Linked DNA regions of Homo sapiens: region 1 is linked to region 2. A link is a loop called in an ENCODE intact Hi-C map of the cell type or tissue named here. Cell type or tissue: A673. All regions are shown on one strand. Links, peaks and the distances in the headings refer to the core of each region. The heading gives the core; the rest is flanking DNA. Region 1 has its middle 40 kb from the start of MIR1471. Region 2 has its middle 16 kb from the start of ALPI.

What was found. Hi-C counts contacts between places; a loop is a spot of excess contacts. Peaks named below come from ENCODE experiments on the same cell type or tissue, not always from the same donor. Only the 100,000 strongest peaks of a DNase experiment are listed, where the experiment ranks them.
Region 1: a loop joins it to region 2, with 5 times the contacts of the local background. A loop is called at or near these places in 18 of 110 quality-filtered maps.

What each region holds. Positions count from the first base shown.
Region 1 is chr2:231,851,188-231,854,091 of GRCh38, forward strand. No RefSeq gene overlaps it. Among named protein-coding and RNA genes, the nearest start is that of MIR1471, 40 kb to the right of the region's middle. RefSeq lists a silencer at 1,253-1,342. In A673, for the core only: a CTCF peak has its summit at 1,279 (motif pointing right); a DNase peak (open chromatin) is centred at 1,304; H3K27me3 peaks cover 126 bases.
Region 2 is chr2:232,438,886-232,441,789 of GRCh38, forward strand. No RefSeq gene overlaps it. Among named protein-coding and RNA genes, the nearest start is that of ALPI, 16 kb to the right of the region's middle. RefSeq lists enhancers at 401-904, 905-1,409. In A673, for the core only: CTCF peaks have their summits at 831, 1,031 and 1,857 (motif pointing left); a DNase peak (open chromatin) is centred at 1,836.

The DNA.
Region 1 (2,904 bases), core at 176-2,675, 590 kb before region 2:
GGTCTGCTGCTTGCAGCACAGAAAGCCAGTGACTGAGAGGACGAGTGTTGCCAAGGAAGACGGTGCTGCAGCGGAGGAGATGGCAGATCAGTCTCAAACCCATCTCCCTGACTAACTAAACTTGGGGGTTTACATAGCAGAGAAGAAATGTAACAATGTATTGGAAAATAGGACCTAGGGAGGGGTAAGGAAACAAAATCAGGGGTCTGGCATCTCATTGTCTGGTTGCCATGATCTGGTGAGTTTCAGTTCTTTGATGCTTTTTGAGAGGTCTACTAGTCCTTTCCTAAGGAAGGAACTCAGAGAAAACAAATGTTTAAGTTTCAAGCTTTAAGACCACAAGGTCCCATTTCTATGTTTATCCAAAAGAACTGTCTATGGCAGTGGTCCCCAAGATTTTTGCCACCAGGGACTGGGTTTCATGGAAAACAATTTTTCCACAGACGGGGTGGGAGGTGGTGATTTGGGATAAAACTATTCCACCAGATCATCAGGCATTAGATTCTCATAAGGAGCACACAACCTCACAGGCACAGTTTTACAATAGAGTTTGTACTCCTATGAGAGTGGAATGCACCACTGATCTGACAGCAAGTGGAGCTCTGGCAGTAATGCTCACTTACCCGCCACTCACCAGTTGTGCAGCCCAGTTTCTTTCTTTCTTTCTCTTTCTTTCTTTTCTTTTCTTTTCTTTTCTTTCTTTCTTTCTTTCTTTCTTTCTTTCTTTCTTTCTTTCTTTCTTTCTGTCTGTCTGTCTTTCTCTTTCTTTCTTTCTTTCTTTCTTTCTTTCTTTCTTTCTTTCTTTCTTTCTTTCTTTCTTTCTTTCTTTTTCCTTCCTTCCTTCCTTCCTTCCTTCCTTCCTTCCTTCCTTCCTTCCTCTTTCTCTTTCTCTTTCTTTTCTTTCTTTCCCTCCCTCCCTCCTTCTTTCTTTCTTTCTTTTTTTTTTTCCTGAGACAGAGTCTCGCTCTGTCACCCAGGCAGAAGTGCAGTGGCACAACCTTGGCTCACTGCAACCTCCGCCTCCTGGGTTCAAGCAATTCTCCTGCCTCAGCCTCCCAAGTAGCTGGGATTACAGGTGCCCGCCACCACGCCCGGCTAATTTTTTGTATTTTTAATAGAGACAGGGTTTCACCATGTTGGCCAGGCTGGTCTCCAGCTCCTGACCTCAGGTGATCCACCCTCCTCGGTCTTCCAAAGTGCTGGGATTACAGGCTTGAACCACCGCGCCCGGCCTAATACTGATTTCTAAGTACTATCCTGAAATGACCAGCAGAGGGCAGCAGTACATTAAAGTGCTGAAGGAATGACGCTGGACCCTTAGGCTTCATGGTATGTTCTGGGCAAAGGCAGAGCCTGGTCCCTGGGGTGTTGGCATCAATGGACTCAGGAGGAATTTAGAACACAGACAAGGTGGTTAATTTTCTCTCCAAATTGGAGTTATTTGTCTGAAAGTCTGTGGTGTGGACTAGGAATGAGAAGATGACTTGGGGCCAGGCACAGTGGCTCATGCCTATAATCCCAGCACTTTGGGAGGCCAAGGCGGACGGATCACCTGAGGTCAGGAGTTCGAGACCAGCCTGGCCAACATAGCAAAACCCATCTCTATTAAAAATATAAAAATTAGCTGGGCGTGGTGGTGTGCGTATGTAATCCCAGCTACTCAGGATGCTGAGGCAGGAGAATCACTTGAACCGGGGAGGCAGAGGTTACAGTGAGCCAAGATCATGCTACTGCACTCCAGCCTGGGCAACAGAGCAAGACTCCATCTCAAAAAAAAAAGAAAAAAAGACTTGGGAAAGTCAAGACTTGTGGTCCCAGTGCCATGGAGGAATTCTGACTGAGGGGAGACCTCCAAGAGTGCTTAGATAGAGGGCACCTCTCCAGTCCGTGCAGCACCACACGAGTCCCCGGCTGTTGTCAGAGCATGGTAAGTGTGTGTGTGTATGTGTGTGTGTGCGTATGTGCAAATGTCCACCCGCCAGAGCATGGTGAGAGTATGTGTGTGTGTGTGTGCACGCAAACGCCCACCCCCCAGAGCACGGTGAGAGTGTGTGTGTGCATGTACAAATGTCCACCCCGCCCTCCAGAAAAGCAGCTGAATCATCTTTCCCGTATGCCACCCTCTCTCTTGGAGCTGTCTGGTTTTCCATCTTATCGGGGACCTGAGGCAGCTGAATATAAAGGGCATGGGTGGTGATGCAGGAATGTAGACTGTGGTGGGCGAAGGGCCTGAGAATGCAGCCTCGGGCCTCCTTTCACCCTAGGAAGCCAGAGGAACCTCAGGGAGATGTGAAGCCCCTGGGGTCAGATGCAGAACTGTACATATATAAATATGCACTTATATAGCTTATTTTAAAAACTTTTAATCTTGAAATAATTATAGATTCACAAGAAGTTGTAAAAATAGTAGCAAGGCTCTGTGTGCCTTTCGACCAGTTACCCCCAATGGTAATATCTACATTACTTAAGCACAATAGGTAAACGAGGAAATGACATTGGTACGATCCAGGCCTTATTTGGACTTAGAGAGTTTTACATACACTTATGTGCATGTGTGTGGGTATAGTTCTATGCAATTTTATCACATGTATAGATTGGTGTAACTCCCACCACAATCAAGATACAGAACTGTTCCATCACCCCAAAGATCCCTCATGCTACCCTTTTATATTAATATTTACACCCACTCCTCTCTCCCCTCCCTGTCCCTGCCCCTAGCAGTCACTAATCTCTTTTCTGTCCTTATCATCTTGTCATTTCAAGAATGTTACATATATACATATATATTTTATTTATTTATTTTTTTTGAGATAGGGTTTCACTCTGTTGCCCAGGCTGGAGTGCAGTGGCACAATCTCGGCTCACTGCAACCTCCACCTCCTAGGCTAGAGTGATCCTCCTACC
Region 2 (2,904 bases), core at 321-2,820:
CTGCCACAGCGTGTGAGGGGCTCGCTGAGCCTCACACCTGCCCTATCCTTCCCCATCCCCTCCTGCCCCGGGGAGGCACAGACCCAGGGAGGAGGGGTGCTGGGAGTGAGTGCTGAGGAGCTGGGGTCCTGGCCCTGCAGCCACTGTCACACCACAGCCCCACCCCAGACCTCCAGAGTCGTGGGACTCTGGTGGCACAAGCTCCAGAAGCTTGGTCGATGCCAGGTCTGGGACCGAGGCCCCCGTCTCCGAGGCCTTGGCTTGCTGTTCTGGAAGGTGATGCTGGCTGGCAGCCATTCCCAGCCCCTCGGAGAGCAGTTGTCAGGCAGTCCCTGAGCTCCAGCGCCCCATTCCCAGCAGGGCCCAGTGATCTCATGCCTGTGCCCCTGGTGCTGGGAGGAGCGGGTTGGCACTAGGGCCGGTGCCCACATCAGAGGAGGAAGGTCTGAAGCCAGGGCAGGGGGCAGGGCACCCTCCCGTCCAGCGGCCCCAGTGCCCACTCCATTCCTTCGGGGCTCCCGTGGCCCAGAGTGTGGAGCGGCGCGGCCTGACCACCCAGGATAGCTTGGGGCGTTTCGGAGGTTTGGCTGCCTAGGCTGTGCACCTAGCACTGCTCCCCAGGAGAGGGAGGGAGGAGGTCAGAGTAGAGGGCCCTGCTGACCAGGTCACTGTCACAGCCTCCATCTCTGGCCCTGGGTTCCCATAGGAGCGCCTAGGCTCTAAGCTGGAGCCTCCCCATCCCAGGACCTTGGGGAGGAAGAGGCTGGGCGCCACCTGCTGGCCCACCAGGGAATTGACAGGGTGGGGGACTGTGGAGCCTGTGCTGGCCGCAGATGAGAGCCCTGACTCCCACCTTCCCTACCCCACCCACCCTGCACCGTCCAGCTCAGTTCTCTGACCCGTGGTGCCAGGTCCCATTTGCAATGGCGAATACTGAACTCGGTGCAACTCTGGCTGCTGGCAGCTGGGCTTGGCCTGCACCTTCCTGTCCCCAGACTCCACTGGGGACCTCCCTTCCAGCCATCCCAGGGCGTCACCACCACAGCCAGGGGCCAGCCCCACCTTCATTCACTCTTGCTCATAGCTCACCTCTTCTCTCCACCCCCATCTGCTACCTGCAGCATCAGAAGGACATGAGGGCACCAGACAGCCCCTGCAGCTGTCCTCAAACATCATGGCCAAGGCTGTGCCTGGGAAGTGGACTCTCTGCAGTGCCAGCTCCCTCCTCAGTGCCCTTGACCTTTATCTGGGTCCCTGCTTGATGTGGCCCAACTGGCTGGGCCAGAGCCCCACAGGCGCTGTCCCGACCCCCAGCCCCCTAGAGGGAGGGAGAGGCTGAGACGGCAAGGGAAGCAGAGACTCAGCCACACCAAGGGCCCTGGCAAGGTGGGCCTCTCCTCCATAGCCTCACCAGGCTTCACGTTCAAGGTCACCAAGAGTGCACTTGTTCACTGTTGAGGGCAGGGGTGACTCCTGGGACTGTGCTGGGGTCCAGGGAGAGCAGGTAGTGGAGTTGCCAGGGAAGCAGCTTGCCTGAGGTCTGTGGTCTTGGCAGGGGCTTCCACAGCGGCCCCACCCTCTCCCTGTCCCCTCCCTCCTGTCCTTGTCCTCGTGTTTACTGAAGATCATGAGAAGGGATGTGGAGAGCGCCTGCAGGAACTGAGAGCAGGAGCCTGGCTCAGCCCTGAGAGGCCCCCAGATATTCAATTCCTAAACCCATAGGGTGGGGCATGGGCACAGAGGAGAAACCGGGGCCGCCCGGCACAGCCCTGCTCTTTCACCCTGCCCGCCTGGTGGCCTCCTTAGCCTGCAGCCTCGGAGCGACCCAGTATGGGGGCATGCTGCCACCTGCTGGCCACACTTCAAAATGCAACCCAGGGTCGGCCTGGAGGCTACAGGTGTCCCTCTTCCCCCAGGCCTGCAACTGGGCTGGGGAAGGGGCACCAGGGAACAGCCCAGGTGCTCCTGCCCAGGAGGATTGTCCGACTGCGTGGGGAGAAAGTCCAGAACCGTGCTTGGCACATGGTAATCTTTGTGGAATGAGTGAACAAATGAATGAATGAACTATGCATCTGATGCTTTTCGGTGATGATGACCCAACCAAGATAGATTACATGAGCCATTTTCCAGCAGGAACTGGGACTCCTCTTGGGCTGACAAGATGTAAGTATGAAATCTAAATAAGATTCCAATGGCACTAGACAGTGACACACGTGACCCTAGCTATAAATGCCCATGGAAGAGAATTCTGTCTGACATTCAGGGAAGACTTGGAGCGGGGCAAGGGGATGGGATTGATGGCAGAAGTGAGACTCACAGGACACGTGTGGGAGACCCCTGGCTGGCCATGTTGGGGGAGGAGGGGCAACAGGAAAGCAGCGCCTGGATCTCGAGGGACTTGGCCGGCTCAGTCCTTCCATCGGGAGCCACATTCATTCACAGCGACTGTTGAGTCTAACAACGCTCAAGTACAGCAAAGCTGGAGCAACAGGCCCTGAAAGGGTGACTCCAGGGTCTCACCCCACCCTGACTCCTTCCCTCCTGCTGCCTCAGACTCTCCTGTCTACCCTCAGAGACCCTGTCGGGAGGCTTCCCTCCAACAAGGCACCATCCCCAGGGAGAAGGGAGCCCAGCACTCCTGGCCCTGTGGGGTCCTCAGTCCACTCACCACTGCCACATGCCCCAGGGAGTCCTCGGACTAGGACCTGGGCCGGGCCCCCCTGGGTTCCTATGGCCTGGGCGAGCATGGTGCCCTCTTACAGCCTGGGCTGCCTGAGCATTCCAGGCATCCTGTCATTCAGCAGAGATCTTTCCTCGGTGCCTTCTCTGGATTGGGTGGGCTGCTGAGCTCTGGGGCTGCTGCCGTGAATTATTTAATAGATGGGTGCTTCCCTGCTCTCCAGG